2 separate regions of the Homo sapiens genome follow, and region 2 is linked to region 1. Evidence: chromatin contacts called from ENCODE Hi-C or POLR2A ChIA-PET data. All regions are on one chromosome and are shown on one strand. The core of a region is the stretch at or near the end of the contact, and the rest is flanking DNA. Distances in the headings are between cores, read along the strand shown.

Region 1 (6,026 bases), core at 2,332-4,831:
ACAATATTGAGTCATGTATACACGCTCATGGTAAATGACTCCTCATTGCAAATCCTTGTCTCACACTCTGTGCTCAACTCTTCATCTTGGTGAATTCACTGGTGCTGCACTGGACAGCCTGTGTCCCCGTTGCTTCTCTAAGATTCTTTGTCCCACAAAGACCTGGATCTTGCCAGATGCCAGCCCAGCCCCTGCTGTGGCTGCCAAGCCCTCCTGGTGCTGCCCTGTCCCCTCTGCTGTCTTTCCCTAGCTGATGGACCTCAGGGTGTTTCTAATTCCTCATATAAATTATGCTACAAAGAACATCCTTCTTCGCATAAAACTTTGCCCACATTTGAGATTATTTCCTTAAGATATTTGTAGGAGTAGAATGAGCAGGTCAGAGGCTATCAACAACTCAAAAGGCTTTATACCTAGAGCCACACTGCAGGCAAATTGTACCAATTCACACTCAAACTAGCAGTATATGAAGATGCCCTTTCTTTCAGTCTTACTGGCTCTCAGTAGTCTCTTGTTTAAGACAAAAAAAAACCAAAACATATACACAACATATAAATATGAGAACTAAATATACTTGTTATCAACACCAATTAGTACAAAATTTAAAGCACAAAGGTAGCAGTTGGGATGTGAAGCACTGAACGAAGGAGAAGGAGGATTAATATTATCATTTTTTTAAAGAGGGAAGTTAAGAAATACTGGGTACAACTGAGGGTATATGAAAGTTGTAAGTAAATTATTTACAGCTACAAAGTTGCTAATGGAAGACATAAAACTGGTGATAGAATGTTAGGAAAAGGTGGAGAGGAGAGATAGAGGGAGGGTACAAATAAGATGAAAATGACTAATAATGATACTATAAATAATAACAATACCATTTCAGGCCCATCCCAGTTAGGGGCGGCTCCAAGCATTACCATTGTTCTTTTCTCACCGTGTGTCTCTGCGCACTCCCTGGCACACCCACTTCCAGCAGCTGGTCTTTGTTTGCAGACTTTATTTTAACAGCTCAGTGGTTCCCGGGCCCCCTGATGGGGTTCCATCCTCCAGCTCTCATACTAAAGCCCCCTCCTCAAAAGCCACTCGCCTCCCTCTTTCCCTTTCCTGCCTTTGTCTCAGGGTTCAGACACACAGATGTTTGTCTTCTGGGGACTCCATGCAGCAAGGGTAAAAGGGGGACCCAGTCCTGGGCAGCAGTTCACCAGGGGAGTATGCAGAGGGGCGTCTGGGCCCTTCTTGCTGTAAGGGACAAGGGTGACAGGAGAGGGGCATCCCTTCGCCTTCTTCCTGCTTTGTTCACTGTGTGATCCCCTAGGCCAGGGGAGCCATCTCAACACCATCTCATGAGCCATGAGGACACAGGAGGACCAGGAGAGAGCAGAGGAGCAGGAGGGTAGAGAGAGCTGGTGCCTCGGATTCCCCCGACACTTGTGAGGAGCTGCACCCTGGATCCCATCCTCCTTGGTCATTGTTGGCCTGGCTCAGACCCTGACCTGGAGCCTCTGCTGAATATTGAGGCCGGATATTGACCGTTAGCCTCAACTAGGATACAGCGGGTCCTCCCTGGGCGAGTCTGCCGGTTGGTCAATTCCGGGAAGTGACTTTGGTTCCTAGAAGAAGCCCAGATGGCCCTGGCCCAGCCCAAGCCCAGTCCAATTGTGCAGCCCAGACAGGGAGCCCTCCCTCCCGCCTCAGGGCTCTGAGCCAAGCTCACCAGATGCAGAGGACAGAGACTCTCAGCAAAGCAGCTCCCTCCATGTCGCTGCAGGGCCTCCTCCTTGAGCAGGAAAAGAGGGGTTGAGACAGTGTGCTCCTCCTGAGAAATCACCATTTTCATTTCATTTTTTTTTTGAAATGGAGTCTCGCTCTATCACCCAGGCTGGAGTGCAGTGGGGCGATCTAGGCTCGCTACAAGCTCTGCCTCCCGGGTTCACGCCATTCTCCTGCCTCAGCCTCCCGAGTAGCTGGGACTACAGGTGCCCGCCACGACACCCGGCTAATTTTTTTGTATTTTTAGTAGAGACAGGGTTTCACCATGTTAGCCAGGATGGTCTCGATATCCTGACCTCGTGACCACCTGTCTTGGCCTCCCAAAGTGCTGGGATTACAGGCGTGAGCCACCGCGCCCGGCCTTTCGTTTAGTTTTTAATAAACAGTTTTGCTCTGTCACCCAGGCTGCAGGGCTTTGACACCATCCTAGCTCATTGCAGCCTAGATCTGTTGGGCTCAAGTGATCCGCCTCCTTCAACCTTCTGAGTAGCTGGGACTACAGGTACACACTACCATGCTGGGCTAATTTGTTAATTTTTGATTTCATAGAGACAGCATCTCCTGTGTTTCCCAGGCTGTCTTGAACTCCTGGCCTCAAGTCATCCTCCCGCCTCTGCCTCCCACAGCACTGGGGTTACAGGCTTCATCATCTCTTTTTGGTGAAGAACAAATAAGACCATGACTCAGATTTCACAGAAATTACCCCCCTGATTTCATGGACTTTTGGCAGCTCTATCAGGTTTTTTACAGGGGAAAATACTCAGGCTGGGAGGGGAGGTGAATTTCCCAGAGTCACACAGCTCTTGGAGGGCAGAGGGGAGGCCAACATCTGCCCTTGTGACTCTAATATTGAAGCAAAAATGTTTGATTTTAATAATCCAAAAGTTTCCAGGTTTGATTCTCCTTCTATGAACACAGAGATCTAAGCTCTCACTCCTGTAGTTATACTCACAATTCCACAGTGTGGCTTTTGAATCTCATGATTGCAAAGCTGGCATCATGCCACAGGCACCATTCTGCAACGCACCCTTCTCACTCCCCTGTCTCAGCCACGTTTCCCATTAGGGACACAGCACAGCCTGTTTCTTCTCCATCACCCCAGAAGTCTGAACAGAGGGACAGAGGTGAGGGCCAGAGACGTGGAGTCCTATGATCTACCTGCTCAGCCTCCTGACACGGGACCCTGGGCAAGTCATTCCGCTCCCAGGGCCTCAGTTTCCCCACAGGGCCTGGCACAAGTTGGTGCTCAGACTCAGGGTGGGTGAGATGACCTCTGAACTCCTTGTACCTGAAAAAAAATTCTGTTGCCCCCATTGGGCCTCAGCAGCAGCACCCTGGGGCCAGCCTTGGTGTGGCCTGGCCATAAGAACAGGCTGGGATCTGGGTCACCTCCTCTCCTCCACCTTCTTTGGTTCCTTCAAATTTCCCAAAGAGATGGGCACCCCCAACACAAACCTTCCTTCTGGGTTCACTCAGTCGTGTCTCAGCAGTCAAAACCAGGGCTGAGCCCAGGGAGCTTTGTGAACCCATCTGAGCTGTTTCCCCAACCCTCTATAGTTTAAGAGCCCAGCAGGAGAGGGGAAGCAATCAGACTCAAGCCTGGGTGCAAATCCAGGCTTTGCCGCTACTTTCCTGTCTATCTGAACCAGTCACCTAACCTCTCCCAGCTTATCTACAAAAGCTGTGAGAATAAGATGGAGGCAGGTCAACTGTCCCCAACTTACCAAGGAATCTTCCCCTGGCAGAGACTGAGCAAGATCCAGCTGTTCTGAGCTGTGTGGATCCCACCTCCAGTTATGCGTCTGTATAATAACCAGACAGGTCCTCCAGTCCCCAAGATATACCGAGGAATTCGAAAGGGAAAGTGAAAGTCACAACTTCCCAGCAGCTCATGACCAAGCACAGCAAACACGCTCCCCTCCACCTTCAGTCCAGCCCCACCCTCCTTGCTGCTGCCCTTAGAGGAGCAGCCTGAGACCAGACATCCAGATCCCTCTCATCCAACCCACCTGCCTCGCATCCTCAGGGCTGGGGGTCTGCTGTGGTCTCAAGGAGAAAGACCTGCCACTGACATACTATGGGACCCTGCAGATTACTCCCCATCCTCCCGTGCATCCACATTCCCCTGATGCCTGCCTTACTCCTGCCCGTGCCATCGGCATAAGCACAGTCTCCCACACATGCCTTGTGGATGCTTATTGTATATTTATTGTAATGCCGTTGGGGTTATTTTGGTTATGTTTTTGAGACAGGGTCTCAGTCTGTCACCAAGACTGAATTGCAGTGCCACAGTCATCGCGCACAGCAGCTTCAAACCCCTGGGCTTAAGCCATCCCCCCACCTCAGCCTCCTGAGTAGCTGGTTCTACAGGTATCAGCCAACCACCCAGCTAATTTTTAAAAAAATTATATTAGAGATGGTGCCTCACTATATTGACTGGGCTACTCTTGAACTCCAGGCCTCAAGTGATCCTCCCACCTTGGCATGAGCCACCGCACCAGGCCTGCTCTTGTTGAAGGCCATGCCTTGTGGCTTCTAGATATTTGCTTATATGGGGTCTTCTGCCGGGAGCACCTGCTTCCACCGCCTGGAAAAATCATGCTCATCGTTCAGTGACAAAATCAGGCATTGCCTCCTTTCAGAGATCCCCCAGCATCCTCCCCAGCAGAGGCCACTGCCCCGTGTTCCACTCCCGAGGCACACAGGGTGGAGGGACTAGAGACCACTGCTCAGCCACACTTCCATGACTAGGAAGTCATGCAACCAGATTGCTATTGGACTTTTGTGCTTTGCCCCAGGCAGAAGGGCCTCAAAGGCAGCTAAACCACAGAAGCCAACCTGACCCTTCCATGGGGGCCTATTTCATCCTGAGCAAACATCTCTGGGGGCATCGTGTCCACCTCACCCCACCCATACACACACACACACCAGCTTATGAGGCAGGAAGAGAATGGTGATTACACAGGGACTGCACAATACACTTTGCAATACATTCCATTTGCAAATGCTTCTCCATTTGATTGAGTTTTATAATCATCCCCTCAATGGGCCAGGATTATGATCTGATTTTGCAGATGAGGAAACTGAGGCAAGAAGAGAGGACGTTGCTTTCATCCAGCAACTCAGGGAGGAGGCAAGACTTGTAAACCAAAGAGGGTCTGGGACACGTCTCAGTCAGTTTAGATGTTTACTCTGCCAAGGTTGAGGATGCACCCAGGAAAAAGTCACACAAGTCACAGGAGGTTCTGGGGTCCACTCGTTTTTCACAGAGGGTTTTGAGGCCTCCAGTATTTAAATGTGTAAAATCAGGCAGGAGTGGAAGGAGGAAAGGAAAAAAGACAGGATAGGTAATGAGGTGAGTGGTCACATTCTTGTGAAGCTTTGATTAGCCCTCCTTGAATCCACAGGTTGTCTATGAAAGGAGGGGGTAGAGGAACAGTCAATTATTCATTCGTCTCATGCACAGTTCGTCTACATTTTATATAAGATAAAAATGAACATAGAGTAGAGGAAGCAGGCATATGTGCATTTTTCTGAGGGTGGGCAGAAGTCTTGTTATTTATCATGTACCAGTAAAGATAAGTTGCTAATTTGCATTGTCACAATGAAATTACACAAAGTCTGCCTCAGGGTAAAAACTGCTGGGACCCACAAGGAGTTTCCTTGTGAGCAATTTGTGAAGGAGGCTACCTGGGGAACATGTTGCCTTTTGTCTTCGCAAATATCTGCTTAGAAGCAAAAACAAAGGCAGGTTTTGGAGTGACTCCGTTTCTAAGCTTAACTGTTTCCAGTGAGTTTTGGGGTCCCAAGATTTGATTTTCCTTTCACGTTTTCTCCTTGTTCTTCAACAACTTTTTTTTTTTTTTTTTTTTTGACAGATTCTTGCTCTGTTGCCAGGCTGGAGTGCAGTGTTGTGATCTCGGCTCACTGCAACCTCCACCTCCCGGGTTCAAGTGATTCTCCTGCCTCAGCCTCCCAAGTAGCTGGGACTACAGGCACGCACCACCAAGCCCAGCTAATTTTTGTATTTTTAGTACAGACAGCGTTTCACCATCTTGGCCAGCATGGTCTCGATCTCTTGGCGTTGTGATCTGCCTGCCTCGGCCTCCGAAAGCGCTGGGATTACAGGCGTGAGCCACTGCGCCTGGCCGTTCTTCAACATCTTTTGGACAAAACACTGTAGAAGCAAATGAGTCTCTGGTCACGAGTTTGGTCTGAATTCTATTGTAGCAGGACGAGCTGCAGACAAAACCTCT
Region 2 (6,026 bases), core at 2,173-4,672, 78 kb before region 1:
CGCGATAGCAGACGCGGTCCTGGCTTATCTGGTCTGGTCCACGCAGAGCTGAGGCCTGGGGCTGATGTGGCCTCAGTGGAGCTTTAGGAGATGTGCTTGATCCAGAGTTGGTTCTTCTGCAGCCCTGAGACACTTTTCTGTTCCCTGGGATGCTGGTGGACCAGACAGGTGCTGTGGGAAGCAGGCCCTGGGCCACCACCCAACACCATGGCTGCAGCCGGGAGGCGCTGTCCTCGAGCTGATGCGAGCTGGCTGCTTTGTGCTGCTCCTCCAGGAAGGAAAGCCCGGCCCCAGCATGAGGCTGCTGAACTACCCATGGTCCTGCCTGTCAGTCTCATTTCTAGAACTTCTTCTTTCTAGAAGAGGAATCTGCAGTTAACGGGCCCTTTTCAAGGATTCAGCGTTAGGCTTACTTTTTTTTTTTTTTGTAAATCCAACCCAACAGGCCCACCATGCTTTGCTCTGGGCCCACTGAGCGGGAGATAAAAAGGAAGTGGCCTCTTAGAACCTGAAATTTTGGGTGGGGGTGTTTGGAAGCTTTGCCCAGTGTTTTTTGTTTCTGCTCCCCATCCCCTGAAATAAACCAACAACAAAAACTCACATCAAATCCCTAATCACTAAGCCACTTCGTGCTTTTGGCCTCCCGTGACGAGTTCTCTTGCTGCCTGGTGAGTGTCACCTACCAGCCCGTTTTTCCTGTTCTCTCCAGCTCTGGCTTAGAGACTTCAGTTGAACTGTGTCCCAGTTTGTCAGGGCTGAACAACAGTGTGTTCAGAGAAAGGAGTTGCTTTCTTTTACATACCTGATTTCTGGAATGAAGTTATCAGTTGAGAACCAAAGTAATTCCCTACAACTAAAGAAAGATAAATGAACTGAAAAGCTGCAGGTATAAAAGTTGGGATTCTGCACGTGGCTTCTGTCAAATTTGTTTAGTCTTGACCAAGGCTGTCAGCCCCGTGTGGACCTTGATCATAAACTCCATAAACTCTTGAGACCCCAGGTTTTCTTTTGGCAAACAGACAGTACTGATGGGGGCTCAGGATGTCATTCCCACCTGGCTTTGGGATTCTTCCTGAAGATCTTGTCTCTTCCACATGAGCTGGTCCACAGATACAACAGGGCACAGGTCTAAGCTGAAAGGAGAGGAAGCGTGAGCCGTGCTCCAGGAGTGAATCCTAGCCTAACAGTCACCGACATGCCTTTCCTTCTACCGACCGCTCCTCCGAGGCAACGTGTTCATGCGCTGTTAACTGTTCACCTCCTACCATTGATGTCCCTGGTGCTCTCAAGCACGTTTGACTCATCAAAAGGAGTTTCACAAAGCTGGTTGCTGTCTTTGCAGGCCTGTTTGTGCTCCAACAGGGAGCTGAGTTTGTCATGAGCAGTGCCTGGCTGTGTCTGCCATGCTCCCTGTGTGTGTCCCAGCTCCTTCCCTCTTATTCCCTGTTGATCCAGCCCTCTGCAGAAGTCAACAGGGGCCCCTCCTGCTTTGTCTTTCCTTTTCGCAAGGGAAATGTTAGGTAGGAGCAAGGCGGAACCGGACTGGGAGTGTCCCGGTGGCATGTGCTGTGGGTGGTCAGCACTCGTATGTGGTTTTGAATTTCCCTCCAGTCTGACAAACCTGTTGGAGCTGCCTTGGCAACAACCCCAGAAGGAGAAGTTTCCCCCTCCTGGCCCCACCCACAGAAACAGCAGTGCTGTTTCTGGCAGATTTGCCTGTGTGCTGGGAACTTACCTGTGTTTTCCTAATGCATTTTGGCCAAGAGAAGGCTTGTTTGGGGCCTCGCTTAGTCTGACATAATGAAAGTTAAGAGCAATACCTTGAGGTTTTTTTTTTTTTTTTTTTTTTTTTTTTTAATTATCCAGAGTGTCTGGAGGGGGAGGGCTACCCATTCTCTGCCTCCTATAAGTGGGGACTTGGGTCTCAGCAGGTTCAAACCAGGTTCCACCTGGGAGATCACAGGGGCTATGGGGCAGAGGCACTGGGCCGAGTCGAACTGGCTTCTGGTGTGGATGCTGCTGAGCAGGCATGTCCCTTGGTCTGGGCCTACCGTGGTGGCCTGGAGGGCACACTCGCCCATGACCACATTGTGTGCCTGGGAGCGACGGAAGGGGCTTCCTCCTTTGCTGGCAGATTGCTAGGCAGGCAGGCTGCCAGGAAGCTCCACCCCACTCGGCACAGATCTGCAGCCTCTGCTAATATGAAGCATCATTTTGCACTTGCTTTTCTTCACCTCTCTGTTTGCCTCCCAAAGACTTGTAACCCAAGCTTGTGAATTGAGCTGGCTGTGGAGAAGCAGAGCTTCTCGTCATGAGAGTGTCGCGGCCCTTTCTTTGCAGCACTGAGGCAGGCCTGCGGGAGGTGCCGAGTGCTGTGCTCATAGGGGTGTTCGATGGAGGGGAGTCCTGGGGTGCGTGAGGTTTCCAGAGACCTGAGTTCTCAGCCCCATTTGTGCAACTCTGATCAAGCCATCCTGGCAACGCAGGGCAGGGCTCACAGTGCCAACACATATAGCAAGCCACCCCCCAGGGGCCACTCTGGAGTTTCCCTGAAAGCAGAAGACTCCCTGGTGGTGGAAAGTTTTGGTCCCATTTGTCTCAGATTATCCCATCAGTCTCACCCAACGTGGGCATGTTGTCCAACCTGAAACTGCCCTTTTTCCTGTTTTTCTTTCTTGGCCCATACCCATTTCTCAAGAAGCCCAGTGGAGCCGAAGATGGGGTCCTGCAGGGACCTCTCCCAGGTGGAGCCCGAGAGAGCTGCTCCATGCTGGAACCTCGGGAGGTGTGATCTTGGGAGCTGGGTGATGAGTCAGTCCCAGCAGTGGCTGCTGGTGAAGCAGGCCCCTTCCTCTGTACTTCCTGTTGGGCTGATGTCACCGCTCTGCGAGCCTCGTGGCCTTTTATGGACAAGAGTGAGCTGCAGCTCCTCTCACAGAGGAAGTGAGGCTTAAGCCCCCAGCAGAAGTCTGCACCTGGGATGAAATACCTGCGGTCAGGTTCCCCTTCCTCCCTCCTGGGCCCAGCCTGCTGAGCTGGCTGGAAACACCTGTCCACAGGTAGATGGCCACATCAGCTCAGATGCCCTCACTGCATGGGCTTGGCCTCAGGACATTTTCGGTTGAAAATGAAATCCAGGGAGAAAATGGCCTGGTTCCTGAATTTGTAACTTTTATGAAAGACTTTCTCGTGGCGGTGCCAGGGAATTGCTCAGTTGGGAGCTCCGAGACAGCAGGCGGGTGAGGACGGCATGTCTGGGCATCTGCCTCACACCGTGTACGACAGGAACACCATTTCCTTCCATCCTCAGAGCAGTCCCTTCATTCCCAGAGAGGTCAAGGGGCCAGGCATTGCGTGGGGAAGAGCGGAACCCAGGGCCACAGCGCTCTCGGCTGTGGCTTCCTCCTTTGCAGAACTGCTCCAGACACATGGACTAGTGGTTGTCAAACTGTGCTCTGAGGAACCCTGTCTCCACCACCCACTGTCCCTTGCTCAGGAATTTGGGAAGATTTTATCTGAGGAAGGACTGCCGCTGCTTTTTGAAAAGTCTGAAAACTACTGCAGAGTGACTCATAACCCCATCTCTACCCCACCCTCACCAAGAGAGGGGCTGGGGCAGTGGGTTCAGGCGCCTACCACGGCTAGACTTTCATCTGGCAGGGGGCTCGTGTCCCAGAAGAGGCTTGTCCCTGGCGGCCTCCTCCCGTTTAGAGGAAGGAAGGGCGTTTTCAAATAAGCCTTCAGTCCTTACAGGCCAAATAAGGACTCGAGCCAAAACAAGCAGATTGGGCCGGACTCTGAATGTGCTCATCCTGTGAGATGACAGTGCGGGGAAGGGTTGATGGGGTGGGCGCCAATGGCAGTCTCCACTAGAATGCATAGGGTGGGGAGGTGGGCTGCAGAGTAAACTGAGTAGGCCAAAGAGCCCACTGGTTGCTAAGAATTCTAACCACCCCACTGCCCAGAAGAGATGCCTCTGAGATCAGGAACAAATCCAGAAGAACCGCTGTGTGGAAAGATGGCAAAACAATGATGATAATACCTGCTTTGTACATTACAATACAATACCTTGTAAGGTTATTGGAGGCCACACAAGATAACAGACCAAAACCCTTCCTGAGCATTGGAAAGACCTTTTCGGTTGCATGGGGCCATGGTACGATTCGTGGTGCATCCGGCCGGTGGATTTAGGATACTAAGCAGTGCGGTAAGAGATGCAATGAGGAGGCCTCCCAGCAGTTTGCCTTTCAGAAAGCATTTGTCCAGATGAATGTTCCTGGCAGAACAAATCCAGATTTCTTTAAGGTATGGTTAGGCTGTGTTGACAGTGGTAAATTGGCTTCAGGAATTGGACGGGGAAGGCTGGAGAAGTGGGAGAGCTAGGGACGCTCGGGTGGATGGAGAGGAGACACTGAATTTGGCTCTGGGGTTTCGGAATTTGAAGTGTGTGTGCCTGTGCATACATCCGTGTGTGTGCATGGCTATGTACATACATGTATGTTCACATTCACCTGTGAATACATGTGCCTTGCGTGCCTGTGTTTGCACTTGTGCTTGTGGATATGCATCTGTGAATGCGTGTGCAGCTGTGTGCCTTGTGTGGATCTATGTATATGGCTTTGCACACGTGTGTGCGCATGTATTTCTGTGCACACGTACCTCTGTACACCTACCTCCATATGTGACTGTGTATGCACAGATGCTTGCGTGTCTATGTGTGTGTCCATGCCCTTGTGCGTGCGTGCGCCTCTGTGTGCATGCCCTCGAGTGTGTTTGGGGGCTCTGCTTCCTGTTGTTCAGCAGCAGAGCCTCTGACTCCTCCTCACACAATTAGAGGAATTCCAGCCATCCTAGGGACAGCCCTGGGAAAACGGTTCCTCTGGAAGGGTTGGGGAATGTTTCCTTTTATGGTAGCATTGGGCCGTTGGCTGCTCACGACTTGCCAGCACTCGCAGGTACATTCTTGCCTGCTAGTAGAGCCGGTGACTAAACATGCCCACAGCTGGGGCAGACCACAGGGAGACGCAGTGGGGGAGGGCAGGGGGCTGGGATGACAAAAATGTTTGTTCCAAACCCTTATCGGTTGCCACACTGTCGTTAGGGGCCAGCAATGAAATTGCTCTGTCTTCCCCAGGCTGTGGTTCCTGCCGCCTCCCTCCCTTCTGTCTTCCCGTCTGTCTAGTCGAGGATGCAGGTCTCTAATCTCTGTCCTCGCTGTGCAGGCTTGAAGGACTCGTGTTTTTTGAGAAAGGCAAGGGGGAGTAAGGCTTGCCTCCCCTAGAGCTTGCCTCCTGAGTAGTTTCCACATCAGAGAGCAGGGTGTGGGGTGTGTTTGTGAATGAGAGTGACCCAGCCCCTCTGCGCCCCCACCCCGTTGATGCTTAGGGGGCTGGGAGGAAGCTGCGGCCCAGGGCAGGGGCAGCTGCCATTGGTGTTGGGTGTGAGGTTTGTTTTTTCTTCTTTCTGTCTGGGCTTCCTTTTCCCTCCTGAATGACCAGTGGGCAGAAGAAGAGATTGGAGGCAGTGCCCAGCCCCACACGCTGCTGAGGTCAGGCATGCTAGAAAGCTCACCTCGGAAGAGGCAGGCAGCCTAGCTGGTCGGTGGCTACTGGTGTTGAACGGTTAAATGTGTCTCCTGAGGCCATGCACGTGGAAAGCCGTGAGTCATTCTCCCAGTGCCTAGTCACGCAGGGCCCTGACCAGGTGGTGCGAGCCACTCAGTGTGTCCTTCACACGTCGCTGAATCCGTGTTTCCACCCAGGGCTGATACTGTACCAACAGCCACGGATGCTCCCACTGCCCTGACAACGCCACTGCCACCCATCGTGGCGACGTCGCGTTGGGGAAGTCGGTATAGACAGCAACCGTTTGTGGAGCTTACTGTCTTTACAGGGACTGCGGCAGGTCCATTTTATGTGTTATTTCTATTTTTCAAACTAATCCTGCAAGGGAGTTAGTAGCAGATCTTACTTTGTGGATGTAGAAACTGAGACTCAGAATTAAATACCTCACTGCAGCTCAAATAT

What was found. A loop is a pair of places that touch in the nucleus more often than their neighbours do. ChIA-PET counts read pairs that join two places held with the same protein, here RNA polymerase II (POLR2A). Pooled maps may share reads with other maps.
Region 2: a loop to region 1 is called in a map with no recorded cell type, with 2.9 times the contacts of the local background. The contact joins the enhancer-like site here to the promoter of APOL1 in region 1. A Hi-C loop is called at or near these places in 1 of 37 single-sample maps with no recorded cell type and 5 of 50 pooled maps. POLR2A ChIA-PET finds 5 or more read pairs at or near these places in 1 of 52 experiments (CD4-positive, alpha-beta memory T cell).

The regions. Positions count from the first base shown.
Region 1 is chr22:36,250,688-36,256,713 of GRCh38, reverse strand. APOL1 (apolipoprotein L1) reads right to left here and starts at 3,581. Exons shown (of 6, transcript NM_003661.4): 1 at 3,495-3,581; 2 at 1,715-1,777. The coding sequence starts at 1,758. RefSeq lists enhancers at 1,220-1,719, 3,469-3,528.
Region 2 is chr22:36,328,492-36,334,517 of GRCh38, reverse strand. All of the region lies in intron 3 of MYH9 (myosin heavy chain 9), which reads left to right. Among named protein-coding and RNA genes, the nearest start is that of MIR6819, 45 kb to the right of the region's middle. RefSeq lists silencers at 1,588-1,637, 1,688-1,777 and enhancers at 2,198-2,437, 2,658-2,717, 2,758-2,807, 2,351-2,980, 2,282-3,481 and 3 more. Within about 2 kb of position 3,422, at least 41 of the 41 ENCODE cell types and tissues checked have a DNase peak (open chromatin) inside an H3K27ac peak, as active enhancers do.